Regions from separate parts of the Homo sapiens genome. Here all the other regions are linked to region 2. A link is a loop called in an ENCODE intact Hi-C map of the cell type or tissue named here. Cell type or tissue: B cell. All regions are shown on one strand. Each heading gives the region's core, and the rest is flanking DNA. Links, peaks and the distances in the headings are about the cores only.

The links. Peaks named below come from ENCODE experiments on the same cell type or tissue, not always from the same donor. Only the 100,000 strongest peaks of a DNase experiment are listed, where the experiment ranks them.
Region 1: it touches region 2 in a loop (17-fold over the local background); 6 of 110 quality-filtered maps call a loop at or near these places.
Region 3: it touches region 2 in a loop (14-fold over the local background); 4 of 110 quality-filtered maps call a loop at or near these places.
Region 4: it touches region 2 in a loop (22-fold over the local background); 5 of 110 quality-filtered maps call a loop at or near these places.

Annotation. Positions count from the first base shown.
Region 1 is chr5:179,797,400-179,805,173 of GRCh38, forward strand. MGAT4B (alpha-1,3-mannosyl-glycoprotein 4-beta-N-acetylglucosaminyltransferase B) reads right to left here. Exons shown (of 15, transcript NM_014275.5): 2 at 4,385-4,570; 3 at 4,155-4,295; 4 at 3,935-4,068; 5 at 3,508-3,554; 6 at 3,085-3,198; 7 at 2,785-2,860; 8 at 2,555-2,669; 9 at 2,107-2,237; 10 at 1,804-1,911; 11 at 1,529-1,722; 12 at 1,114-1,192; 13 at 948-1,035; 14 at 766-878; 15 at 211-669. The coding sequence ends at 646. It overlaps MIR1229 (microRNA 1229), which reads right to left and starts at 947; the gene lies at 879-947. RefSeq lists a silencer at 4,481-4,550. In B cell, for the core only: CTCF peaks have their summits at 4,601 (motif pointing right) and 4,803; a DNase peak (open chromatin) is centred at 4,602.
Region 2 is chr5:179,973,662-179,977,661 of GRCh38, forward strand. The region is part of intron 5 of RNF130 (ring finger protein 130); the gene reads right to left. It overlaps LOC124901150 (a long non-coding RNA gene), which reads left to right and starts at 868. Exons shown (of 2, transcript XR_007059084.1): 1 at 868-1,492. RefSeq lists an enhancer at 1,551-1,610. In B cell, for the core only: CTCF peaks have their summits at 1,724 (motif pointing left) and 1,925; a DNase peak (open chromatin) is centred at 1,700; H3K27ac peaks cover 1,262 bases.
Region 3 is chr5:179,862,898-179,870,671 of GRCh38, forward strand. It overlaps TBC1D9B (TBC1 domain family member 9B), which reads right to left. Exons shown (of 21, transcript NM_015043.4): 16 at 7,358-7,598; 17 at 6,872-6,937; 18 at 4,881-4,952; 19 at 2,941-2,991; 20 at 2,357-2,463; 21 at 1-1,231. The coding sequence ends at 551. Among named protein-coding and RNA genes, the nearest start is that of MRNIP-DT, 7.8 kb to the left of the region's middle. RefSeq lists an enhancer at 4,250-4,776. In B cell, for the core only: no CTCF peak of the experiment used is centred there; a DNase peak (open chromatin) is centred at 3,951.
Region 4 is chr5:179,760,024-179,767,797 of GRCh38, forward strand. MAML1 (mastermind like transcriptional coactivator 1) reads left to right here. Exons shown (of 5, transcript NM_014757.5): 2 at 5,303-6,718. Among named protein-coding and RNA genes, the nearest start is that of LTC4S, 30 kb to the right of the region's middle. RefSeq lists an enhancer at 225-304. In B cell, for the core only: CTCF peaks have their summits at 3,277 (motif pointing right) and 3,482; DNase peaks (open chromatin) are centred at 2,158 and 3,308; H3K27ac peaks cover 1,452 bases.

The DNA of each region.
Region 1 (7,774 bases), core at 2,242-6,241, 170 kb before region 2:
GCCGAGGTGGCACTGCAGCTGCACAGCCAGGGGCTGGACCCCGCGCCTGCAGGCCAGGCTGGCTCCTTGACTTAGCAGGGAAAGGTCGCTGCTGATGCTGGCTGGGGAGGCCCAGTGCCAGGCTTAGTTGGCATGTTGGGGCACAGACCAAATGAAGCCAACCGCAGGGGCAGAGGGAGATGCCCAGGGCGCTCACATTTGAGGCACACACTTCATTAACCCTTTATTACAAGTCACGCTCTTATAGAAGTATATGTGGACTTACGTGAAAAAATCAAATGTATCCAAGAATAAAAAACACAGCACATAAAGTAGTATATGCATTCCAGTGTTCGCGCCAGAGACGGCGGGCGCCCAAGTAAAAGCTCTTCTAAAACGGCCTGACTGGGGCAGGCCGGGTGCGAACGGTTCCGGGCCTCAGGCACAGTGTGGGGGCCGCCTGCCTCCTCCGCGGCCCGGCGGGCGGGGGCAGCACCAGCTCCTAGGGCCTCCGGGCCAGCGGCGGACCCCAGGCCGGCCCAAGCCCGACGCCAGGCAGAACCCTTTGGGCGGGGCCGTATCTGGCCCTCCGGGGACGGCAGTGACGACACCCCCAGAAATGTGGGCTTCAGGGCTGGCCACAGGGTACCCTCAGAAGCCCGCAGCTTAGTCGGCCTTTTTCAGGAAGATCTGGAAGAGCCGGACCCAGGGTCAGCAGGGCCTCTGAGCTCCGCCAGGGTCTCCCTGGCTGCTCCCCGTGCCTGGCCTGGCCCTGCCCAGCCTCACCTCGCTCAGAATCACCCACACAGGGGAGTCCGTCTGGATCGAGAGGCGCAGTGCTTCCAGAGGGCCGAAGGCTGGGTCCACCTCTCCCTCTGCCACTCCCTTGTAGAAGGAGCCTGTGGGAGGGCAGTGGTGAGAGGGTGTCCCTGAACCCCAGCCCACGCTCTCCCCCAAACCCTACCCACCGATCTGGAGGTAGCCGTCGGGGCTCCGAGGGTACCGGAGGGTGGCGGTGCGGCCCTCCTGCAGGGCCTCCTTGTCTGACTGAGGGTTCTGGGGGCAGAATCAAGGGCTGAGGCAGGTGGTCACAGGAGGCCCGGCTTCAGTGCACACCACACCCACCGAACTTACGTCGAAGGGCAGCACCTCCACAGACGTGTTGAAGAGCTTGTCCTCCGGGTGCTCGATGTTCCCACTGCGGAAGAAGAACCTGCAGCCAGGCAGGCCTGTGAGCTGCTGCAGGGGCAGCGTTCCAGCACAGCACCCAGGGCCCAGCAGAGAAAGGCCAGGCCTGCGCCAGGAGGGCCCCCCAGGCAGCTGTCAGGCTGTGCAAAGAGACCAGGGCCTTCCTCTGGGAGGATGGTGACAGGAAACATCCCTGAGCTCCTAGGGGCTGCCTGACTTAGTCCTCACAAGGTAGCTACCATTACGAGGCCCACTTCAGATGCGGAAACTGAAGAACGTGAGGATAACTTGCCGGTGAAGCCTACACCCTGGGGGCCACCCAGCCCCGCCCCCATCGCAGACCCATGGTGCTGGCACTGACCGCTCCAGTCTTAGAGGTTGGAAGAAGCGGAAGCGGATGAAGTCCCCCGCGGCAGGGGTGAAGGCCCAGAAGAAGTCCTCGCGCAGGTAGGCTTTCTCCAGGGTGAAGTGCTGGTATGTCTTCAGGCTCGTGCTCACCTCTGCTGGCGGGTTCACATGCTCCTTCCGCAGCGCCTGCTTTCCAAAGTCTTTGTCCTGCAGCGGAGGAGGGACAGCAGTGATGGCGTGGGCCCCGACCTTGATCCCGGCCTAGGGAGAGCGTGCAGTGCAGCCCACCTTCAGTTTCTGGATCTTGCCAGCCAGCGAGGAGTGAGTGCCCACGTGCTGGAAGAGGGACGGTTTGAAGCGGATCCGCAGGTTGGCTTTCTGCCGGTCACAGTGCTTCTGTGGAGGGTGGGCAACACCCCAGGGCTCGGCTTAGCCCTCCTTCCTCAACACGGCCTCTCCTGGGGACTACCAGGGCCCTCCCACAGCTGACAGTGCTCTATGTGAGCAGATGCAAGGACAGGGACACAGTTTGGGGTGGAGGCTGCCTGCCCCTTGGCCCTGCCCCTGCCAGTCCCGCCAGCTCTTGCTCACCGCATCCTTCTCGGGGTTGCAGACTTTCACCCACAGAATATGGTCCAGGAGCCAGTCGATGGGCTTGTCCCGGTAGAACATGAGAATGAACTCTACAATCAGGCTCAGGTCCAGCGACTTGAACATCTTACCTGGTGGGGAGGGGCCTGAGTGGGCAGTGCTGCTCTGCCTACTTCCTTTCTCCCTGCAGCGGCCCCCGAGTCCCACAGCAAACCCAGGGGCAGGCTTCAGGCAGGTGTGGGCATAACGGGGCAGGGAGGCAGACAGGTGATGAGGGCAGACATGTCTGATGCACAGGCAATGAGAACAGGCCAGGTGGGGCTGTAGCACGCACACCAGGCAGGGCCCACCTGGGCAAAGGCTCACAGTGGACACAGTGGGACTGGGAGAGAGGATGGCAGAGGCAGGTGGGACTGAAAGGCACCGTCAGGTAAGGGGAGGGGCACACCAATGAAGCCCAGCTGGGAGAACTCCAGGATCATCCAGTCCTCTGAAGGCTGCTGCAGTGCAAAGTTCTTCATGGTGCTCAGGTAGTTGGGCTTGGCCACGATGTCATCCTCCAGCTGCGAGGTGAGCAGAGAGGGGCTGGGGCTGAGGAAGGGCACCCAGATGGACCAGACCCATCGCAGGGCAGGGCGGCGCAGGGCAGGGCAGGGCAACGCAGGGCTTGGGGCTGACCTGCACGTAGTAGATGCCTTTGGACTGCGCGTACATCATGAGGAAGCAGTAATCGAGGTTCTGTTTGGTCCTCCACCTGTGGGCCGGGGCGGGGCCTCAGAAGTTCAGACCCCTCCACCTCCATTGTGGCTCCGCAGAGAAGCCGCTGGGTGGGCAGCTTCTGTCCCCCCACCCCCATGCACGGGTCCTCCCATGGAGAATTCAGGGCACTGCAGGGAAACACCCTGGACTCAAACACCAGTAGATGGGTTCTCAGCACAGGCAGGCGGGTTGCTGAGGGTATGGGGGAGTAACTAGTACCTGACTCTCTCCTTGGGGTCCCCAAAGGACTCTCGGAGGCGGGAGAAGTCAGGGTAGAAGTGGGGGGAGGGTGAGATGACCTCCAGGAGCCCAGAATGGATCTCCGTGGGGAACCTGGGGGACGGGAAGGCCTAGTCCGTATGCAGCCTCCAGGGGCTGAGAGGGGCCGAGCCCACCAGACTGTGGCCCTTTCTTGAGGCTCACCCAGTGCCAGCCCCCCACCACCCCCTACACCCAGCCAACTGAGGTAGCAGAGCTCCAGAGGGGCTGGGCCACTTCTGCACACCCACCCCTCCCCCACCAGGTCCCTGCCTCCCCACGAGATAGGAAAGGCACTATCTCATGGGGAGGCAGGAACCTGCCAGCACAACACCCCGCACCGAGCTCTCCCGCCACCAGCTCTCTGGGGTCGCCAGTACTCACAAGGCCTTGATGTTCTCTGTCACTGCCGAAGTGTACTGTGAGTCAGTCTGTGGGGAGACCAAGCACCCTCCCTTAGCCCTGCTGCTGCCCCAAAAGGCCTGGAAGGGCTTGGAGAAGGGGCACAGGCTTCAGATGCCCCCCACGTGGAGGGAGTGAGCCTGCTGTGCTGAGGGCGGAGTAAGGGGGCCCCCAGAGACGGCCCTTTCCCTTTGGGACTCGCATGGCCAAGGACTAGGGGGTGGCGGGGGCGATGGGTAGGGGTAGAGGGTGCCAGAAAGCCCTTTCAACTTTCTATCTCGGAGCATTTGCGAATGAAACTAGCAACTGAACTTCCGACAGCTTTCTCCTCGGAATGGTTCCTGCTGTCAGTTCTGCACCGCGGGGGCTCCTCTGAATGTCCCCCAACCCCGCGTCCCGGCTCACTCGCCTCGGCGATCAGCACCACGATGACCGAGTCCTCCTTCTCCTGCGGGCTCAGCTCGGAGATGAGCGAGTGCAGAGTGTCAGTCAGGTACGAGTGCACCTCGCGCCGCACGCTCGGGATGCCCATCACCACCGACACTATGGGGGACGGAGGCCCGACGCTGGAAAGGGTGCGGGGGCCACCCGTCCCCCCACCCCGTGCTCCTCCCTGTCTGCGCCCATACCTCCGGTGCGGCCCTGGCCCACGCGCACCGCGGGCTGCAGACTGCTCTCCTTGGCCAGCAGGTGTGGCAGGTGATGGAAGACGGTGGGCAGGTGCAGCACGTGCCGGTGTGAGCCGTTCCACGGCTTCAATCGGGGGTCCTCTGGGTGGGTCGGGAAGGATCGGGACTGAGACCAGGGAACCTACAACCAGCCCGCCCCCGCCTTTTCCCCCTCCCGCCCCAGACCTCACCTGTTAGGCGGCCCCAGGTGCGATTGCCGTCTCCGTCTCGCAGCGCCTGCCTTTCTGACACGGCCCTCTTGATCTCGTCCAGCACCAGGTTGAGCTCCTTGGAGCGCTTGAGGCTCTCCTGCTCAGCTGCGTGCAACCGATCGCGCAGCGCCAGGAACTCCCGCTGGTAAACGTCCACAACGTCGCCTGCAGGTGGTAGGCAAGCCGTCACGAGGGGGCGGTCTAGAGCCACCCTACGGGCCCCTCCAGTGTGCCAGCGCACACATCTGGGTGTCCACCTCTGCAATAGCTCATTGACATCTGTTCTTGTGCCTGCCACACGTGACATAGCTGGGGTCACTCTAAAATTACACTGACACTAATGCTCATGGGGAGAAAACCAGGGGAATTAGCCCTCTTCCAGTACTCTCCCCCACCGGGGGTTATTTTATCCTCTGAGAAGGCATCTGAAGTGGAAATACGATTTCCAGACCTAGGTAGGTGGATCCTAAGCAAGGGCTGGAACAGCCTCAGACTGAATCCGCTCCATCCGTTGGCCTCCAAAGCCCACTCTTGCTTTTTGCAGCACACGCTCCCTCCAGCGGGTGGGCTACCCAAGGTCCTGGTGCTAGCTCTTCACTGTCCTTGTAGCGGTCGCTGGTTGCTCACCCTGCACTGGATTCTTAGCCTCACGATGGCCCCGGGGGGTGGCTGCTGCAGTTCCAGGAGCCCACCTCACTTCATTGCTCAGGTGAGCAAATGAGGTTGAGAAACCGGCCCTGGGGCTGCTCAAGGACAGTCAACAGCAGCGAGGGGACTAGCTCTGAACGCCCTGGTGCCTGTGTCTCTGGAGACCTGTGCTGCGCCTGGGGCACCCTGAAGGGTCCGCATGCCACCCCAGGGGGCCCCTGTCAGAACCTCCAGCTGGGCCCAGGCATGAGGGCTGTAGGTGGATGGGGCAGCACAGAGGTGGGGCTGCCCGACAGTAGAGAGGCACCACCAGTCTGGCAGGGACCAGTGAGCAAGAATGAGATCAACAACCTCCTGGTGGCTCGGTGCCCACAGTCCACGCAGCAGGACGCTCCAGGCCTCTGCCAGGCGAGTCTCTGAAAACCTATGTGGCCTACAAGGCCTTCTGTTTCCAAGTCTCCAAGTTTAAGAAGCCTGACCGAACTCCCTCTACACTCAGGCAGCTCTTCCATTCCTTGATCCTTGGTGGCTTCACAGACCCCAGAGTTGCGTGGGATGGCCTCACCCCACCAGCAGCCCTGTGCATGATCAAGGTCATGATCAGGCAAAGTTCAGTCACCTCAGGGCACACCCCTTTCCGAAACGGGCAGGAGGTCGAAGTGCCAAGTGACCAGGGAAGAGGAAGGGGTGGACCTGGGCAGGAGGGAAAGGTTTAAGGAGCAGGGAGCCAGGTAGATCTTCCCTGAGGCATCTCTTACCCAAGAAGCCAGCCCCCACCCTCCACACCCTGCCTCTCTGGGGCTAAAGGCTGAGGCAAAGCGGAGCCTCTGGACAGCCCCTGGCGGGAGGGAAAGGGGAGTCAGATTACTGGCTCTGCCAGGCTCCACGCTGGGCTCAGGGGCTCGGTTACCCTGGAAACCTAACCCCTTGAATGCAGAGCTGGCTATCCCCAGGGCTCACCCATTGCTGGGTGACACCAGGTGTAGGCAGCACTCGCCCACAGGGATGGGACTGGAGGTGCAGAGGCCTAGAGAGCCATCAGGAATGGGTTCAGAGCCACCTGCACCTGCAGGTGCGCCTCCCTCCTGCCTAGATGCCAGTCCCCGCTTGCCTACTTACAGCCACTGCCCACCCCCACCCCCGAGCCCCACCCTGGCTTTCTCTGTCCCACACGACTGCCTCAGATGGACAGGCTGGGTGGGCAGTGGTGGGTGATGCTGCCTGAATCACCCTGGCAACAGCCTGCGCCTTACCCTCGCTTCCTTCCTAGGGGCCTCCCCTCTCCCCCGGGTCCTGTTTACCAGGAGATAAAGGGCCCCACGGGCTCCCGCCCACACCAACCCTTCTGTCATTTCCCTACACACTGCAGGCCCTGGCCCTGGGCAGCCTCCCCCGCCTGCCAGCTCCTCCACCCGCCTTGCCCTCAGCTTCTCTGACTGTGGGTCCAACTCTGTGACTGCCTCCCCATGGGCCAGGCCCTATGCCAGGGCTCTGCCAAGCCATGCTGGCACCCTATAACCCTCGGGAGCTGGGGAGGCAGCTCAGGTGAGGAGAGGGACCAGCCTGGGAGCCCCTGCCACACTTTCTTGCCTCAGGACCACGTTGTTAAGAGCAGCAGCAATGAGGCCTGGAGGCTGTGTCACCCTCCCCTGGAGGCGAGTCATTAGGACATCCTGGGGCCCACAAACCACAGTTCCCCCTGCTTCCCTCTTGGTTGGGGAAAGATTAAAGAGCCAAGCTGGGGCACAACCTTTGTGCCTTGTACTCAGGGAAAAGGGACAGGCTCAGAGGGGCATAGGCAGATATCAGGCCCGTTAACGGTCTGCTGTCACCATGCATGTGTGTGGCAGGTGTCTGCCTCCTCTCCAGACCCTGCAACCTCCTAGGAGTAAGGGTGTCCATCATTGCTGAAGTCCAGGCCTGGGGAGGCGGACAGCCTGAAGGCTGGGAGCGCTGCATGGCTGAGACCCCGGGCTGCCCCCAAGGGTCTGCCTCCCTGGGCAGATCCTCAGCAGGTGCTTGACCGAGGGCCACAGTTTGAGCGCTGGCAGAGCTGCTGCACGGGCTAGATAGGAAATTGGGCCCCAAACCCTTCTCCAGGGTCCATTTTGCGTTGGTCTAAGAGGCCGTCCTGGGCTTGACCTTGCGTTTCCAGGATGATGCCCACACCTGCTGCCCTTCCTCTCTGGTTCCCTGCCCACCTCCTTCCTTCCCTGCAGATTCCACTTCCTGGGTCCTTCCCTCAAGTTCCTGGACCCCCGCTGGCTGCAAAGTGGAGGCCAGGTTCCAATCTGGCCTCCGACTGGCTACGTCTGGTTTCACCAGGGGTTTAAGACAGATTTTCTACATGTGACAACGAGATGGGTTCACATAAGAGCCCAGATTCCCAGCTTCTCTTGAGGCCTCCAAAGACCTGGTACTACTGGGTCACCACAGAAACAGTGACAGCCCCTCGACAAGGGAGGCCTATGTCACCCCATACTCATACCTCACAGGATCCTTAGGCTTCTATCCCCTAGGGGCTGGGCTCGTGAATCTAAGTGCTCCCCTTCTTTGCTCTCCTGTTCCCCAGGCCCTCAGAGAGCCAGCCTCCTGGATGCCCCCCAGACACAGTGGGTGCCATGGAGCCAGTGCCTCTCCCTCACTCTGCTGTCCTGGAGCCTGGCTCCCTGTGGTAAGCCAGGCTTGCAGAGGTGGCTCCTGACATCAATCCGCGGGCAT
Region 2 (4,000 bases), core at 1-4,000:
CTCATTATGGAAGGTGCTCCATGGACACCCAGGAGGCCTCAGAAAGAGGCACCTGGGGCAAGTAGGGCCTTGAAAAGAAGTTCCCCACTCACGTGATAAAAACACACATAAATAAAAAACAGGCCCGCCACACACAGGGTGGGTGGTGCATCGGGACGGAAAGCAGGTAACGTGGACAGTGAAACCTGAAAAGCACAAGCATACTGAGCGCCAACAAAGTCCTTTATTCCTATGAGAAATACTTGGGGATACAGAACGAGAAACAAATAGAACATGAAAGGAACAAACCCAGCAATCATGAAATTCAGCGCCCTCCCCTTTCCTATGTCCCACACATGCCATGAACTAGAGTGAGCAGAAGAGTGCTGCGGGAGGGGAGGCCTCTATATTGAAGGTGAGTTGCTCTCACAGCTCTGCAGCCTCTTGGTGCCATGTAAGAACCTGGCAAATATAAAAGGATGCAGGATTATTAAAGGTCCCAGACAAGAACTCTCTTCTGCTAGCTGGGGCTGGCAGCAGTCTCTGTCTCTATGGACCCTCGGCTGCAGTGGAGCCTCAGACATCTGCAGCGGCCGGCCCCCCGCTTTAGCTCCTGAAGTGGCATGGAAACATACGTTCATCCACGCGGCAACTCCACTTCTGAAAACGTACTTCTAACGACTACACACTCCGATGGCCGACCTTTAAGAGGTCTAATAAGACCAGGTGACAGTTCCTCGGTTTCTAAGACCTGCTGGCTAACATCCAAAGGAGAATCAGCCGTGATCACTGAGCCGAGGAGGAGGCCCCTCCGCCATGCCAACTGCCATCTGTCCACAGTAAATAGTGCGACAGAAGAGGAAAAGGAAACGTCACGTGGCAAGAAGCAGGCAATCCATGAGCGGCTTGACAGCTCTGGATAGAAAGTCCTAGCTGAGCTTGTGAATCGTTAAGGAAAGATGGACACGAGGGTGTCCAGGCCCATCTCCCTCCCTCACGGAGGGAAGAGGCAGTGGGCAGGTGTGACAGCAGACGCTGTGGGGCAGTACTTGGAGGGCGATGGCTTTGAAAGAGAGTTTTAAAAACTGGACTGGGAAATGCGAGTGTCACGAGATGCCGGCGAGTGGAGACAGAACACTGGAAGGAGCAGCCAGCCAAGAGAACGAGGCCCCGAGGAAGGGAGAGAGCAGGCACGCAGCGGCGCGGGGAGGAGCGGCATGGACCGCAGCAGACGGCCTCTCCGGCCTGCGCACCCGGGTCAGCACGCTGAGGGAATTAAACCCATTGCTTCCTCTGGGCAGTCAATGGTGAAGCGGTCCTCTGAGAGTGAAGAACAAGCGTGTGAGTTAAGGTGTTGAAGTAGAGTGAACACACCTGCAGGTGCTGCTGTGCCGAATGCGGAGCGCCAGCCAGGCGGGGAGGCTCTGTCTTGCCAAGTCTGTTCAGAGTCCCGTGGGAAGACGGTGAGGGAACAGAACCGCTTAGCAACATGAGGTACAGAAAGCCACAGCAGGTAACACCGACTCTGGGCTTCAAAGACAATAGGGGCGGGGAGGCGTCCCAAGGCAGAAGGAATTCTGTAAGCGGCAGTTTGGTGAGCGCGAAGGCGCAGCTGCGAGTGGCATCTGCTGGGGTGAGGCTTGAAGAGCCGCGCACAGCCATCCTCAGCTCAGCGGTTCTCATCTGGAGGCAGTTTTGGTTGTCACAACTGTGTGTGGGTGGGCGCTACTGACACCTAGTGGGTAGAGGGCCAAGGACACTGCCAGGCCCACACCCCCACACAATGACCTGGTCCCAAATGTCAACAGTGCCAAGGCTGAGAAATGCTGCTCTAGCTTAAAGACTGTCACAAGTACCGCTTGATGTGTAAAGTTAATTTTTGCTACACCTGATAACTGCACTGTCGCTACATGGCAGTGAGATGGTGTGCTGTGCTGAGCAGGCTGTGTGGTGCAGTCTCAGGGAAAGTTACAGCTTGGTGATGCGTGGAGTGTAAGAGGAACAAACAGCCGCTCAGTTCCACAGCAACAGGGAAAACTCTACACTCAGCCAGGGCAGTAAGCACAGCTAGTAACACAGTGACCCAGTACTGAAAGACAACCAAGTAACAGTACCATAGAGGGTGCAGCGAAATTCCGTGAACCGTGCCAAAAATTCTAACATTCACAAGCAGACCACAAACACAAACCACTTCTATGGTGGCAGGTGCAGCGCAGAAATGGTTCAGATCAACCATGGCCTGGACCTTGGTGGCAGGCGTGGCTTTGCAGCACGAGAATCGGGCGGGAACTTATAATTAAAGCGCATATGCCCGGCCTCCACCCGGGATGCTTCTGAAAGCCTCCCACTGACTCTGATGCAGTCAGGTCTGGAAAGCAATGAACTAAATTTTAAAAAGAGGGCCAGACGTCAGGCTCATGCCTGTGATCCCAGCACTTCAGGATGCTAGGGTGGGAGGATACTTGAGGCCAGGAGTTCAGAGCGGCCTGGGCAACATAGTGAGACCCCAACTCTACAAAAAATAAAAATTATACAAAAGGAAAAAGATAACTCCGAATGAAACTGGAAAAGTCAACACTGAAGGGATGAAGATAATGGGATTAAGTTCCCAGAATAAACTACTTTAGGCCGAGCCTCCCCTGAGGGAAGATCCCCTCATTCTAGTAATATACCCATGAATGGTTTTGGAGGCCCGTAGTTTTAGGTGCCATATGGTTCTGGAGGATCCTGGGCTGAAACAGCAAGACAGAATTTGGAGAGCCTTGGCTTCTCCTGGTCATTCCAGTGTTGAAGCAGGCAAGTGTGGATGACGCCTCCCTGTGTCCCGCTGGCCCTTCTCCTGATTTGCACTGGCGTGTGCATTTCCTTTAGCCTCACGTTTAGACCGTCAATGACTGCATGTGAAGGAAGACTGGCTGTTCCACAGTTTAATTTTCTAGAGGACAGCTTACATTTAGTTTTATAGATTTTCCTTTATATGTAAACTAGAATGACTGGACTTCCAGAATCTTGGATTTCTGTTTCAGTACATGTAATTCTTCTTCAGTTTGATTTTTTTTTTTTTTTTAAAAACAGATCTTCCTAGACTCAAAATAGATTACTTTGTAAGTAAAATAAGACCAGTAGCCTCATGGAGATAACAACTCACAATTATTTTATTAATTCACATGCTCCATATTATAAGGCTGGAGTTGTGTGGATGTCTTTTAAAGGGAAGGGAGGAGGAAGAGGCAAACTCTTTGGTTTTAGGCTTCTTGGCAGGTGATTTCCTATTTATCCAATTGATACTCAGAACTGTGTATCTTAGTTTCATGCTCCCCAGCTTGAGAGGAGCCACAGGAGAAACCAACATGCTGTTTCCAGGGCAACCAGGCACAGGCGAGTCCTTTCCTCATGGAGGAAGGCTTGGTCCCATGTGGGGAGCACCACATTAAAGGCAGGCCTTGACACAGCTCTGCCATTTCTGAATTGTGCGACCCTGGAACCTGCTATCGGCTCACCATCCTTCACTGTACAACGGGGAAAACACACCCTCTTAGGACTGCTGGGAGAATTATAGGAGACAGTGAGTATAGTCTGCTCAGAGCAGAGCATCTGAACCACAGCAGGCACAAAGCAGGTATCAGTTCTTTCCATTTTGCATAATCCAGGTTTAGAAAAAGATTTAATCCAAGTCCCTGGAGTTGTTGTACCCAGAGCCAGGTGAGCTCGATGGAAGTCTCACTGAAGGGCTTGGAGATGTAGTCTAAGATGGAGAGGAACAAGGGGCTGTTTTTGAAACCCACAGGAATCACAAAACAATGCCAAGCACAGTGACTCATGCCTGTAATCCCAACACTTTGAGAGGACAAGGCAGGAGGACTGCTTGAGCCCAGGAGTTCATGTTCAGCTGTGCGCAACATAGTGAGAACCCCATCTTTAAAGAAAACAGGCCGGGTGCGGTGGCTCACGCCTGTAATCCCAGGACTTTGGGAGGCTGAGGCAGGCAGATCACCTGAGGTCAGGAGTTCAAGACCAACTG
Region 3 (7,774 bases), core at 1,489-5,488, 110 kb before region 2:
CAGCGCCCACTCTGTGCAATAAACATGTTCTGCCCATGTTCCTCAGTCAGGAGGTTCAGGCTCCCGGAGAGCACCTGAGGGTTCCATCACTTTGGTGCCCAACAAGCACATGCCCCCCAACCTGGTGCCAAGAGGCAGGAATGACCCCCATACCACATAGCTGCAGGAAAGCATCCACGGATGGAGGGACTCAGCTGGCCTGGCCGCAGTGTGGAGCACAGAGGTATGAGGCAAGCAAGGGCAGATCTGAGAGCCTGTAATGCTAGGCAGGTGCAGCTGGTGCGAGGCGGGCTCCCACCAGGTGTAAGGAAGGTGGGAGCCACAGCCTCTTCCTGGGCCCAGAAGCAGCCGGCGCCAGGAGATGCAGGCCCAGGGAATCTGTCTAAGGCAGCTGGGTCTGCACCAGCCTTCTTTCCACTCACAACTCACTGCTCCTGGGAGAGCAGGAGGGGCACACCTTTAAAGAGAAACTGATAAGGGAGGAAAGGCAGGAGGAGATGAGGCCAGCCCCACTGATGACACCTTGGGCCAGGCCTCACAGCTGCAGGCATCAGCCGGAAACTCCAGGCTGCTCATGGTCACTGGCGGTGCTGAACTGTCTCTCCACTTTCTTTTGGTCCTTGATCTTGAGTCCAATGTCCACTCTCTTCTCAAAGAAGTTCACCAGCACGGACTCCGTCAGGATGGAGGCCAGGATCTGCTCAAAGGAGATGCACCAGTCGGTGTCGACGGTGCCGCCGATGCGCGCTGTGGGGCTGCAGGCCTCCCCGCCCACCAGCACCGTGTCGTCTGCAAGGTCTTCACATTGCAGGGAGCCCGTGCTGACCACCGAGTAGGAGGACATGGACATGTCGTCTTTGGTTTCATCGTCAGACAGCAGCTGGGAGGGTGAGCCCTGTCCCTCGCCGCTGCCCCCCTCCACCACCACCTGGCTCTCCTGTGGGGCTTTTCCGAGGTGTGTGTCTCCGCCTGCTTTGGCTTGGGGGTCTCCTGCAGCTGGGGGCTGAAGCTCCCTGGCTGCGTCCTGATGCAGTTCGGGTGCTGGTGGCTCGTCCTCCTCAGTGGCACAGTCCCTGGGCTTCCTGCCTGTGCGGGCTGAGAACTTCTTCCCCACCTCTCCGATGCGGAGCAGGAGGCTGGCCACGGTGGCGATGGCGTGGTACAGGTCCTGCTCCATGGGGTCTTCACTGAACATGTTGTAAAGCGTCTTGCACAGCTCAATGAACTGCTCCTTTTAGGGAGAAAAACAGAAGAACAGGGAGATGGTAAAAGACCAGTCAGACGGGGTCCATATTAGCCAAACTGATGACAAGCACCAGCCTAAGGATGTTGGCTGCCGTCTTGCTAATCATCTCCATGAGCCTCATCAGTCCCATCTCACAGATCAGGACACAGGCTCAGAGAGGCCACACAGCTCTTCAAAAGGCTTTCCCCTCCAGCTGCCTTTCTCTTGGCACTCAGAGCATGCTGGTCTGACCTGGGGCCTCCCTGTTTCTAGGTCCGTTCTGTTGGCACAGGGAGATGGATTTCTACCACGACTCTAAATCCAGTCAGTACAAGGACTTCGTTGTGTTTTAGAATCACCTTTGGTTTTAATCAGAAGCAGCCTCAACTCAGCCCTTGAATGAAGCTCTTTAGAAGGTGATGGTGAGGAAAATACAGCCTGGGTCAGCTGGGGAGGGGGATCCTGGGGAGGGGGGTGCTGGGGAGGGTGGGTGCTAGGTCCTGAAGCCACACGTCTAGGCCTCCTGGCCCAAGAATGGGAAGAATCCTCATCGCACGTGGTGCCCACCCTCCAGGCCTGCTGGGGGAGTGGTCAGATTGCAGGGTCCCCTACTGGGCACAGCTAGACCGTGGGTCTGGCCCGAGGGCCATGGTCAGGCTGGTGCTCCAGACTTGCCTTTGGCTCAACGCTTGCAGTTTGGAGCTGGGGTCTCCCATTTTCTGGCTTTGAGACCCTTGGCAAGACACCATGCTTCTGATCTGCGAGACCAGTGAATGAAGAGCGGGTGTGGAGGATGCATGTGAGCCTGCGTGTGCAGAGCCCTGGGCAGGGCTGGGAGGGTGCAGGGTGTGGAACGCATATCTTGTCAAAGGTAGCCTACAAGCCTCTGGCTCCTGGTTCACAGACACTCACTCAATCTGGAAACATGCCCCTATACAAGGCCCTGGAGCAACTGGCCTCTTGTCTTTCTGGAATCATCGCTGACTGGCAACCAGGACTAACGGGCTCTAGAGGCAGGGAGGAGCCTTCCCACCCACCAGGAGATGCTGCAGTGCAGGTGCGGTGATGTTAGGGCCCAGTCTTGGTCAGAACTCTCCAGAAATGTCTACTGTGGGCTCCAGTGGAGCCTACCTGGTTCATCTTGGGAAGATCCTTAATCGTCTCCTTCTGAGCCTCTTTCTCCTTGGCCCACATTCGAAGGTAGTGCCGATAGTCCGGAGAGCTGGTCCCCTTCTCCTCTGCAGGTTAGGAGGAAAGAGATTAATCTTTGTCATGTGAGACGGCTGCGGGCTGACAGCAGGGAGAGGAAGAGTTGGGTGTTTTCTGGCATGGAGTTACCAGGGCCCTATCATAAAACACCCTGGCGTTTGGGAAGGTGGTCATGGGAAAAAAACCCAGAACAGCCACAGGTTTTCCCTAAATTGCTGCAGTGGTTGGACCTAAGCTGATGACAATGATCCACAATGTCTTCTCTCAGATGGGGAGTCACAGGGCAGCTGGAGAGAAGCTGGCAAGAGAGGGCTGGCTGGGTGCCCGTGGGGCTGGTGGAGAGCGTGGAGCCTCCTGTGCATCCCGAGGCCTGCTCCCTGATCGGGGGACGCATCCGCCATCTCCCGGGGTAGGGGGCTCCCTGGCAGTGACTGGGGAAAAGACCAGCAAGCAAGGGTGCCTCAACGCTGGGGTCTCTAAGAACAGCGGCAGAGAATGGCCTGTACCTCCTCTCTCCTCACTTCCACTTCCTTCTTGCTCTTCCTGTGGTAGTGCTTCTGGACAAACGCAAAAATAAAAAGAACATGAATAACATTCTGCTGTTGGGACTGCAAGCTCCTGGGGTCCTTGAGATGTAGTCTGTGTTTCTGTACAGCCAGCCCCAGGCCAGGCCCTGGGGAGCAGGTCTCCCATGCCACACCTCCTGCCTGGCCCGCCCAGCCCCGCCCTATGGCACCAGAGCAAAAGGGCCTGAGCATTCCCTCACTTGGTCAGGTTAAAATAAAGGCCGCCAAACCCTCAATTCCTTTTTTCAAATGAATACAAGTCTCAACATGCTGGTTTTGACGTGAACAATGATGAGGGCTATAGACCAGTCTGAGGACTAACGAATTCTATAGTTCCTGCTAGAACTCTGGGGAATGTTCCTGCTAGAACTCAGGGGAACCCTAATGACCCCTTCCACCCGCGCCTGCTGTGCCTGTTACTGAGGGGTGGTCTGTGCACAGCTCCTGTGCTTGGTGCAGCGTTTCGGGGAGGACATTTGCCGGAACTGGCGCGCACTATACTCCCTGCGTGGGAACATGCACCTGGGGAGAGAAGCAGCCGACCAGCTCTCCTGGAGCTGTTCCCCAAAGGCAGTGTGGCTGGTGGGGGCACCTCAGGCAGGTCGGCAGCACCCCAGTTCTGAGCTGCTCTCGCTGGCTGTCTGGTGGCAGTGAAGGGCACACCTCTCTGGGCTCAGGCAACTCACCCTGGAATGGAGGCCCTGCTTCCTGGGGGCCACATGCGGTCTGAGGCCAGGGCTCTGCACCAACATGCCGCTCCCAGAAGCATGCGGGACAAGCCTAGAGTGGCCTGCTGGTTCCATGTACAACAGAAGGTGTACCTGCTTCTGTAGTTTCTGTCCTTGAAATCAAGGTCCTCAAGCTCAAGTCAGCCTCTGCCACTGTCACCAGGACTGCCATGGGCATCTTGGTACACACTATTTTTGGTTCTCTTTTGAGTCGGTTCCTTGGTGTGCATTATCCCCCATGTGAAACCACCAGGTGGCATTATGGTCGGTTTTGCAAGTGTGCTGCATGTCACCAGCTCGACTGCGAAAGCCCAGGGCCTAGCATGCTCCCATCACCTGGGATCAGATGCTCCCAACAGGCTTTAAACATAGCACAGGGATGAGTTCTAACAGGCACTCAACATGCGTGTTTTTCCTTAACAAAAAACGTGACGTGGAACATGAAGATTTTTCCTAGGAAAGCATCCACTATTCTTTCCAGCCCCCACTCAGCCACACTGTGTCTTTCACACGCTCCAATGACAGCATTTTGTATTTGTTTCCTACTCACAGGAAGACAGAATGTCTCTAACATGTGGCTGTGGAGGCCTTGCCCTGGGCCTGCTTGGCGCCTAGTGTGGGGGCCTTATTTACCGCCCACCTACAGCAGACACGGAGGCGGTGCAGAGGAGTGGCTTGCTTCTGGGTCCTTCTCAGAACTTATGCCCCAGAGGATGAAGTCCCAGAGAGGTCCCTGGGACAAAGAGCTTCCAGGCTTCCTGATAGTGCAGGAAGAGTGTTAGGAGGTACAGGGGGCGCCCCTGCCTTCCAGGGACTGACCTTGAGCCTCCCAGGGCAGGAAAAGATCCAGATCTGAGGCCAGAGGAGATGCTGGAAGGGACAGCAGAGGAGAGGCAGAGGGGCAGAGTGGGGAGGAGCCAAGGTCCAGGAAGACAGAGACACAAGAGAAACAGGAGTGAGGACATCCACAGGGGGCGGCCCCAGCCCCCGCCAGCATGGCAGAGCCCAGCCCGTGGTCCCCTGGGGAGAACCCCATGCGGCCTGCTCCCTGAGCCCAGGTGGGACTGCTGGCCACTGCCCGAGCCCCACAGGAAGGCGGCGGTGGCTGCAGAGTGCTGGCTGGGCATGTCGGGTGTTCCAGTGGCCGCTCACCTTCTGAGGAGCTGTCCTCTGTGAAATAATGGGCCGCCTCCAGGGCTGACTCGGCTTCCTCTGGGCTCAGAGCTGTGCTTGGAGAGAAGGCAGAGTGAGGGCAGGAGGAAACAAGGAGATCCTCTCAGAGTAAGTTCCCTCCAGCCCTGGGCAGAGCCTTGCTTTCCCTGCCCACGAGCCTGGCCAGTCCCAGCACCTGCCCATGACAGTGCCCGGTAATAGTTTTGATGGTGATGATTGGTTCTGGTTATTTGTTACTTTCCTCAGCTTTTTTTTTTTTAATGGACTCTCACTTTATCACCCATGCTGCAGTGCAGTCACATGATCTCAGCTCACTGCAAGCTCCGCCTACTGGGCTACAGTGATTCTCCCACCTCAGCCTCCCAAAGTGCTGGGATTACAGGCGTGAGCCACCGCACCCAGCCTGGAGTTTTGCTCTTGTTGCCCAGGCTGGAGTTCAATGGCACGATCTCGGCTCACTGCAACCTCCACCTACCGGGTTCAGGTGATTCTCCCGCCTCAGCCTCCCAAGTAGCTGGGACTACAAGCACACACCACCACGCCCAGCTAATTTTTGTATTTTTAGTAGAGACAGGTTTCATCGTGTTGGCCAGGCTGGTCTCCAACTCCTGACTTCAAGTGATCCACCCGCCTGGGCCTCCTACTGCATCCAGCCGCTTTCCTGACTTTGACATTGTGTTTGAAAAGGAAATACATGTCCCAGGTAAAAATCCAATCAACACAATTAGGAGTCCAGTGAATGGCAGCTGCCCGCCTGCCCCAGTGACCATCTGGCCAGTGGGCCCTTTGGGGGCGTTTCATGCTCCTATGGGCGCACAGGAACCAGCCACGCACAGGCAACTTGCTGCTCTCCCTTTGGGTAGCTCAGAGGTCGGGCCGCGTTGTGCGTGCTGGCCGGCCTCATTCAGTGCAGTCTTTGCTGGAGGTCACCAAGCAGTACCCAGGGTTGCGGATCGCATGGTCCTGGGTGAGTGTAGCGGGCATGGGCCACAAGCCCAGCAGAGCCCAAGTGTTCTCTGTGTCTGGACAGGACAGGGCAGGGCAGGCTGAGGAGGCTCAGGAGTCTCAGGGTAGCCCCGCATGCTCTCAACCCTGGGACCAGGCCCAGTGGGGTCTGTCCTACCACGGCCTCTCTGGTGAGCCAGCCACAAACGAGAACAGCTATGTCAAGAGCCTTCAGCTCTGGAGGCACAGAGCAATGGCCTGCCAGCTTTAAAAACCACAGGTCTGGGCCCCATCACAGGCAATCAAGTGAGAATCTCCTCGGGTGAAGCTCAGCCCCAGTATTCTAAACATCCCCGGGGTCGGTTCTGAGGGCAGCTGCTAACCTCAGATGGCAAAGCGACAGCAGGGACCTGGGGCAGGTCCAGCCACAGCAGAGTGCCCAGCCCAGGATTTCCACCTGCCTGCGCCTTTGTTTCCTTCTGTGATGAGGGAGATGACCCCTCCTTGGAGCATTGTCCATGCAGCCACTCCTGCTGAGCCCTGCCCCCTGCACAGACAGCCTGTCGCCAGTGCAGCCCCACTAGGCTACAGCACCACTGAGAGGCCAGAGAGAAGTGGCCCCTCCTCATGGCCATGTGACAGGATTCTCTAGCTGAAACTCTGGGAATAAACCCTTAAGAAACTTGACAGATAAATGCAGCAGTTTCGGTTCCAGCCCTGAAGCTCCACTCATGGCCCTCCTAGTGGGTTTTGGGTCCAGCTGCCTCCTCGGTGGGAGTTCTGTACCCAGCAGTGCCCGGTCACCCATGGGATTCTCCTCCACGTCCCTTCCCAGGCCAAGGCCCTGCTCTCAGACCTCTGTGAAGTGCTCAAGCTCCCGCTCCCTCTCCTCCAATGTGAACCTCCAGCCTGCGACGCTGCTGTGCCCCCTCGAGGCCCCACAGTCTCACAGAGGCCTGTCCTCTGCAGCTGAACTTCTGGACAAGTGGGAGACCCTGGCTGGGGAGTGGGCAGGAGGCTCTCACCTGGGGGAAGGTGTAGCTTGTAGAGCACCTTGAGCTTCTCTGTCAGGTCCCCGTGGTACATCCCGCCTGTGGAGAAGGCCAGGGAGGGCTGGGTCTGGCAACATGGCTGCAGAGCCCCTTCCAGGGGGTCCGAGTAGGACCCTCTTCACAGCCTGTGCTGCCCAACTCCCTCCTGGAGAGGTCACAGGGTGAGTCCCAGATCTCCTGTCTCCCTGGCGTCCTGCTGGGAAGGCTCAGCCCTTCCCTGGGGCTGGCAGACCAGCTTCTAGCAGCCCCAGACTGCATGAGGGAGGGGAGCGGGCAAGGCTCCTGCTGGACCCCATCTCGGCTCCCGTGGGTAAACTGTTCTTCCCGTATCTAGGGCCAGGGGCTCAAGCTGCCCCCTACTTGCTGCAGGGGGAACAGACAGGAGATGCTGGCATTTGGAGGCTTCCTGGGAAAGGGTGAGGGAGGGTCAAGCCCCTGGTAGGCCCTGCAGGCACTCACTCATCCCTGTCACGAACTCCTTGAAGTTGATCAGCGAGTCCTTGTTTTCGTCCAGGAGCCTGAACATGCGCCCTGCCAGCAGAGGTGTGTGGGAGCCACAGGCCCAGGGTGTCAGGCTGGCAAAGAGTTCCCGGAACTGGCTGGCATCAATCCGGTACTGCTCCAGGTAGGGCAGGCTGGGGTCCCGACGGCCGGCCATTGTGCGGCTGCACCCCCAGTACTGGCTAGCCAGGTGCTTGGCCTGTGGGACACGGTCTGGTGAGACGGTCCAGCCGCTAAGCCTGTGGGTCGAGGGGACCCCTAGGCTGGTGGTGTGTCCACCCTCCCCCTCTGTCCAAGCCTGCGGAGCCCTGGGGCGGTAAGCACGGGCCAGACACTGCAGCACCTCCCGAAAGCTCTCAGGCTGTCATCAGCCCC
Region 4 (7,774 bases), core at 1,614-5,613, 210 kb before region 2:
TGTGGGAACAGAGGAAAGGAAACAGGACTGGGGAGAGGCTGGCCTCAGCTTTGGACAGATGTCATCTGAGTCATCACTCAAGTGGACAGGGGCTCAGTAGGTCTTCGGATAGACAGAAGTAAGAGCTCTGCAGAGGTGGGGCATCAGATGGCACATTTATTCACAGACACTTATCAAGTGCTGGGCACTGTCGAAGGCACTGGGGTCTCTGCTTGGCATTCTAGTGTCGGGTTAGGCCCTGACACTAGATGAGTGCCTCTGGTGAGGGGATCAGCAAGAAAGTACTATGGTGTGGGTGGTAGGTGATGTGGATGATGGAGGAGATAAGCCACCTGAATTAGAAGCTGAGTCATCCCCAGAAAAGTTAGAGGGAAGAGGTGCTCTGGGCAAAGAGAAGAGCAGGTGCAGAGGCCCCAGGCAGCACTGAGCAGGCACATTTGAGAAGCTATAAGCTGTAAGCCAGCCGCATGACCCCAGCATGCTGCACAGCAGGGAGGGCTATGAGGGAAGTTGGAAGGGACAAGGGCTGAGTGGATCAGCGTTTGGTTCCCAGACAGTTGGGTTTATTTGAGTGTGATGTTCAGTCATGGGAATTTGAAGGCATGGGAATGTGTGAAATCTCTCAGGTAGACTATGTAGAGTAAAAGGGGGAGAGGACTGTACTATTTGATAGAAGGGCAGGAGAAGGGGAGACTTCTCAAAGGATACTAGAAACAACCAACCATAAAAGCAGAAGAGGATACAAGAAAAGTGGTAAAGAAAAAGGGAACTTTAAAGATGGAAGCAGGCCGGGCGCAGTGGCTCATGCCTGTAATCCCAGCACTTTGGGAGGCCGAGGTGGGCAGATCACAAGGTCAGGAGATCGAGACCATCCTGGCTAACACAGTGAAACCCCGTCTCTACTAAAAATACAAAAACAAAGTTAGCCGGGCGTGGTGGCAGGCGCCTGTAGTCCAGCTACTTGGGAGGCTGAGGCAGGAGAATGGCATGAACCCGGGAGGTGGAGCTTGCAGTGAGCCGAGATCGCGCCACTGCACTCCAGCCTGGGTGACAGAGCGAGTCTCCGTCTCAAAAAAAAGATGGAAGGAGGCCAGGTGCAATGGCTCACACCTGTAATCCCAGCACTTTAGGAGGCTGAGGCAGGAGGGTCGCTTCGGCCCAGGAGTTTGAGACTAGCCTGGACAACATAGTGAGACTCCTGTCTCCACAAAAGCAAAAAAATTAGCCAGTTATGGTGGTTCATGCCTGTGGTCCCAGCTACTCAGGAGGCTGAGGCGGGAGGATCACTTGAGCCCAGGAGTTTGAGGCTGCCATGAGCCTTGATCATCACCCATTGTACTCCAGCATGGGTGACAGAGTGAGACCCTGTCTCTTAAAAAAAATTAATAAAGGGCTGGGTGAGGTGCCTCACACCTGTAATCCCAGCACTTTGGGAGGCCGAGGTGAGCGGATCACCTGAGGTCAGGAGTTTGAGACCAGCTGGCCAACATGGCGAAACCCCATCTCTACTAAAAATACAAAATTAGCTGGACATGGTGGTGCACGCCTGTAATCCCCGCTGCTCGAGAGACTGAGGCAGGAGAGTCACTTGAACCTGGGAGGCAGAGGTTGCAGTGAGCCGAGATTGCACCATTGCACTCCAGCCTGGGCAACAAGAGTGAAACTCCGTCTCAATAATAATAATAAAGATGAATTATTAAGTGGCAGATGATAAGAGGGAGAGGAAGGGAGTGCAGGGAGAGAGGGAAAGGAAGGACTGAAAATATGGCCTATGTGTAACAGTAGGAAGATCATTGCTGGCCTTGGAGAAAGCAGTTCTCAACTCCTCCCTTCCTTTTCCCCACATCCCATTGATTTCCAGATTGGCCAGGAATGTAATCCATATTGCCATAGATCAAGGTGCTGGCTCTAAGGGGTGGGAACTGGTGGAGTTTGGCTGACAGGAAGATGATAGAAGAGGTAAAAAAGAGGAGGCAGGAGGAAAAGCAAATTTCCTGATGAGTAGGGCTAGAAAGGGGCATTGGCTGCCAGTGTGTAAGGAGCACTCATGAAAGAACCACGCGTGTCTTCAGCAGCTGTGTCTGTCAGCTCAGAGTGGAAGCATGTAGGTATTGTCATTTTTTGGTGAGTTTGGCCACAAAGCATTCTGGGAGTGCAGCGGTGGGTGGTTGAAGAAGGAGGAAGTGGAGATAGGCAAAGGATTATCCTTCCTATAAGGCTAGTGCATGGTGGGTGAGAGACTGACAGGATGCTGCTTAGGAGTCCAAAAGGTGTGGCCAGCTCCAGCTTGATTCAGAGCAGTGGTGGTATCCTGGAGCTCCTCTCCCAGAGCAGAGGATGGCAGGTGGCGCCTGGAGAGTGTGGCCTCCCAGCGAGGGAGCTGGCACAGGCTAGGATGGGACTTAGGTCAGCGGGGTGTCTTGGTGGAAGGCTGAGCACACGTGGTTCTCCAGCCGACCACGAGCATCTGATCATATTATCTCCCAGGACTGGGTCCTCCTGGAACCCTGTACACTGCAGAAACTCTTCAGTAGTTACAACAGGAACCTTTGAGCTGAGCACCCAGAAGTACCAGATGTGCTGGAGCAGGCTCCTGTATTTATACGTGGCAGCCAGTCTAGTATTGCTTTATAGCACCTTCTGTGTCTGTTCTTACATAACTTTTAATCTGTTCAGGCTGTTTGCCCATCTCTATTGTGATTCTTTGAGTTCAGGCTCCAAGGCTCACTCATCCTTGCCCTGCATATCAGACACTCCTGCAAATGCTCAGGGCTTAAAAATCTGCCGGGGCCACCACATTACACACTCCTATCCCCGTCTACGTTATTCCAGTTAAATTTTGTGAGTAGTTGACAAAATGCCCTACTGTTTCCTTTGGTTAAAAGCAATAGGTATTACAAAATTCAGTTGTTACATTGGAACTTGTCTGCAGCTGTTTGCATGTGAATATTGAATGAGGGAGTGGTAGCTTTTGTAATTGTTAGGGCAAAGAAAGATTCTGTTTCTAATCTGAGACAACCAGCTGACTCATCAAGTGCCTTGACCCTTTAGATTTCCATCTTTCTTTTTCCCCTAGGAAGATGGAAAACTGAGCTCCCAGGTTTACAGATAGCCCAGACCTGGCACTGTGGAACAAAAGAAAATGGTAGAAAAGATGAAAATCAAGGAAATGTTAGCAACTAATTTTTATTTCCTCTGACCATTTAAATGGGTATGAATTTACCTTCCACAAGGAAAACTTTTCAAATAATGGCTTTTTATAAAGGGTCTATTTTATGTGCGTGGTTCCCTTCCACCCCTAGGTGGCAGGAGAAAGCAGAAGAACCTGCATGAAAGTAAAGCAAACGTCCTGCAGCTGTGGGGCGGTGTTCTGAATCCTAGGATTGTTGCTTACCTCTGCCCTGCAGTTCCATTTGTCAGGCATTCCTGCGATTTTTTTTTTTTTTCAGACCGACTTAGTTACCCATATATGGATTTTTAAAAATACTGACTTGGCTAGGATTTATAGAGCACTGTGTAGTCAGCTTTAACAGTTAAGAAATAAGCAAATCTTGATGTGGGGAAAAGAAGAACAGGAACATTAGAATTGGGGATTAGAGGTTGAGAAAATGGTCCTCCCTGGTGTCCAGTGGGTAATCTGCTGTTGAGAACTGATGCCCGTGGAGTTGCCCCAGGCAGGACGCCCAGGCCAGGGCACTTCACCTGGGCCCCTGGGGTTGGTGTGGAGAGTCAGGTGGCCTTTCTCTGCAGCCGGAGAAGCTAGCACAGGGGGCTCCCCGTCTCCTCTGAATCCTGTCTAAAGATAATAATGAGGGCTGTTACTTGGAACATTTTCTAATAACATGCTATAGATGCTTAGGGTTTATGGGAAGGGGGGATGGTACTGGGGGTGGGGGATAAAGGACAAAAACGTAATAAAGTAAACACAGGAAAGGAGCAGCATGTGTTTGGAAGCTGAGCATAGGCACTCCCTCTGAGCAGTGGAGTTGAGTCCTGACTGCAGCACATGCAGGTGAGGAAGCAGTAGAAGGAGTCCGTCTTCTGTCCCCTTCCCATCCCTTCTGACATGTTCTTATCTTGAAATCGCCGCCCCTGAACTCCCAGGGTACTTACTGTGTGCTGCTCTCACTCTGTAGCCCTGTCTGTGTATGTCCCATGTCCTGAAAGCCCACCCGAGGAGGAGCTGTCTTCTTTGTCTTTATGTTCCCCACAGCACTTGTCTCTGGCACAAGGCAGAATCTTAATAACTTCAGTGGCATGAATCCATCGAGGAGCAGATGGGAAGCAGAGTCACAGTGTCACACCAGACAGATTATGTTCAAGCAAATAGTCCCAATAAGAAGTAGTGAGGGGCCGGCCGGGCGCAGTGGCTCACACCTGTAATCCCAGCCCTTTGGGAGACTGAGGTGGGCAAATCACCTGAGGTCTGGAGTTCAAGACCAGTCTGACCAACATGGAGAAACCCCGTCTCTACTAAAAATACAAAATTAGCTGGGCATGGTGGCACATGCCTGTAATCCCAGCTACTCTGGAGGCTGAGGCAGGAGAATGGCTTGAACCCTGGAGGCGGAGGTTGCTGTGAGCCAAGATCACGCCATTGCACTCCAGCCTGGGCAACAAGAGCGAAACTCTGTCTCAAAAAAAAAAAAAGTGAGGGGCTGGGCACAGTGGCTCATGCCTGTAATCCCAGCACTTTGGGAGGCTGAGACGGGTGAATCACTTGAGGCCAGGAGTTTGTGACCAGCCTGGCCAACATGGTGAAACCCCGTCCCTACCAAAAAATACCGGAAGTTAGCCAGGCACAGTGGTGCACATCTGTAATCCCAGCTACTTGGGAGGTTGAGGCATGAGAATTGATTGAACTCAGGAGACGGAGGTTGCAGTTAGCTGAGATTGTGCCACCGCACTCCACCCAGCCTGGCGGCAGAGCAAGGCTCCATCTCAAAACATATATATATATATAATATATATATGTGTGTGTGTGTGTGTGTGTGTGTACTCTCTGGCATTTTTTTGTTGGCTCCATTCTTGGGCATACCGCCAGACGAGATGGCTGTGGGCAGCCTCATGCCTGTCTCCTGCAGAAAGAGGACTGCAGAAGCACTTTAGCTAGACATCAGTTCTGACTGGCCAGGTATAGGACCGTCAGGGAAAATGGAGGTGTGTCCCCAGAAATGGGAGTGTACACTATGCAAGCAGAACCCACTGGCGAGCATTGCAGGGACATCAGCCCTTGGCTTGTTACTGTCATAGCAGAGCAAATTCATATGTATCTTAAGTCATTCTTTTCAATGTTTTTCAGCATCTTCATGATACAGTTAAGAGGAATCTTGACAGCGCCACTTCCCCTCAGAATGGCGATCAACAGAATGGCTACGGGGACCTCTTTCCTGGGCATAAGAAGACTCGCCGGGAGGCCCCTCTGGGAGTTGCCATCTCTTCCAATGGACTGCCTCCAGCCTCCCCCCTCGGTCAGTCTGACAAGCCTTCTGGAGCCGACGCCCTGCAGTCCAGTGGGAAGCACTCTCTGGGGCTAGACTCTCTCAACAAAAAGCGTCTGGCTGACTCCAGCCTTCACTTGAATGGAGGCAGTAACCCCAGTGAGTCATTTCCTCTGAGCCTGAATAAAGAACTGAAGCAGGAGCCTGTCGAAGACCTGCCTTGCATGATCACTGGGACTGTCGGCTCCATATCGCAAAGCAACCTCATGCCAGACCTCAACCTTAACGAGCAGGAGTGGAAGGAGCTCATCGAGGAGCTGAACAGGTCGGTGCCCGATGAAGACATGAAGGACCTGTTTAATGAGGACTTCGAGGAGAAGAAGGACCCAGAGTCTTCTGGCTCTGCCACACAAACCCCCTTGGCACAGGACATTAATATTAAGACGGAATTCTCTCCAGCAGCCTTTGAGCAAGAACAGTTAGGCTCTCCACAAGTGAGGGCCGGGTCTGCAGGGCAGACCTTTCTGGGGCCTTCCTCTGCCCCTGTGAGTACAGATTCCCCCAGCCTAGGGGGCTCCCAAACCTTATTCCACACCTCTGGTCAGCCCCGGGCGGACAATCCCAGTCCAAACCTGATGCCGGCATCAGCCCAGGCCCAGAACGCACAAAGAGCCCTTGCAGGTGTGGTATTGCCCAGTCAGGGCCCAGGAGGGGCCTCAGAGCTGTCCTCTGCCCACCAGCTCCAGCAGATCGCTGCCAAGCAGAAGCGCGAGCAGATGCTCCAGAACCCACAGCAGGCCACCCCGGCACCAGCCCCGGGCCAGATGTCCACATGGCAGCAGACGGGGCCCTCCCACAGTTCCTTAGATGTCCCTTACCCCATGGAGAAGCCTGCCAGCCCTTCCAGCTACAAGCAAGACTTCACTAACTCCAAACTGCTCATGATGCCTAGTGTGAATAAGAGTTCCCCTCGGCCCGGAGGCCCCTACCTCCAGCCCAGCCATGTGAACCTGCTGAGTCACCAGCCACCGAGTAACTTGAATCAGAACTCCGCGAATAACCAGGGGTCTGTGCTGGACTACGGCAATACAAAACCCCTTTCTCATTACAAAGCGGACTGTGGGCAAGGCAGCCCGGGGTCTGGCCAGAGCAAGCCAGCCCTGATGGCTTATCTTCCCCAGCAGCTGTCCCATATAAGTCACGAGCAGAACTCCCTGTTTCTGATGAAGCCAAAGCCAGGAAATATGCCTTTCCGATCACTGGTTCCACCTGGCCAGGTAAGTATGAGCCTTTGCTTTCTGTTCCTCTGCTGCAGACACTTCAGTGAGGTTACTCACTACTTTGGATGTTAATTGGATCCGAGGTAGTTGTGGGAAGAGGGAGGAGGGAATAGCTGCTGTCATCCTTGCTCCTCTTGGGAGTGGAAATTTATAAAATAAACCAGGGTTGATTGTTAATAAAAAATAGGGTAAAGTTCCCTGGCATAGCTTGATTATTAACTGCACGAAGGTTTCAGGAATCACCTGCATTTAGTCCACTGTCTCTTTCGTGCCGTAGGATTTAAATTAAGTAATTTGCGACTGTGTTTTGCAGATAAACATTACGTTTCACGTGCTTCTTAGAGGCTTGGCTTTTTTTTTTTTTTTTTTTTTTTACTACCTTTCAGATCTCCATGTACAAAATTCCCTAATTTTTGGTAAGCTTATAACATTGTAGGCATGTGCTGCTTCCCAGCACAGCTCAGCTCTGTGCTTACTTCATCATGGTTCTAAAGCCCGGTAGCATCAAATGGAAAATGGCCCTTCGGGTTGTTTCCTGTTTTCCGCTAGTGCAGATAAGCCTGCAGTGAACGTGAATTTGTAATACATGCTAAAATTTTGCAAATTAAAAAGCCCAGTGCCGGTAATATCATGAGGAAATAGACACACTCCTGTATTGATGAGAGTGTGTAAATGAGCTCACTGCTTTTGGGAAGTCATTTGACATTATGTATTTTTCACATGCTGTAAAATGTTCATATGCATTGACACACTATATACCCGACAAGTTGATCTAAAGAAATAATCCAAAATAAAAGAAAAAGTTATATCCAAGATATTCATTGTGTGGTTATTTCTAATAGCCAAAAACTGTAAGCCATTTAAGCATCTCCCAGTGCTGATAATTCCACTTACTTCAGCCAGTAAGATGTCTCACGCCGTTCAGCACCCCCTGAAGAGAGGCTCAGCTGCACACAGTGAGGGTGCTTGCCATCTGGGTAGCACTTTGCAACTTACGAAGCACTCTCAGTAGTTCTTAAGCTTCTGGTGATTAGAGTGAAGAAATTATACCAG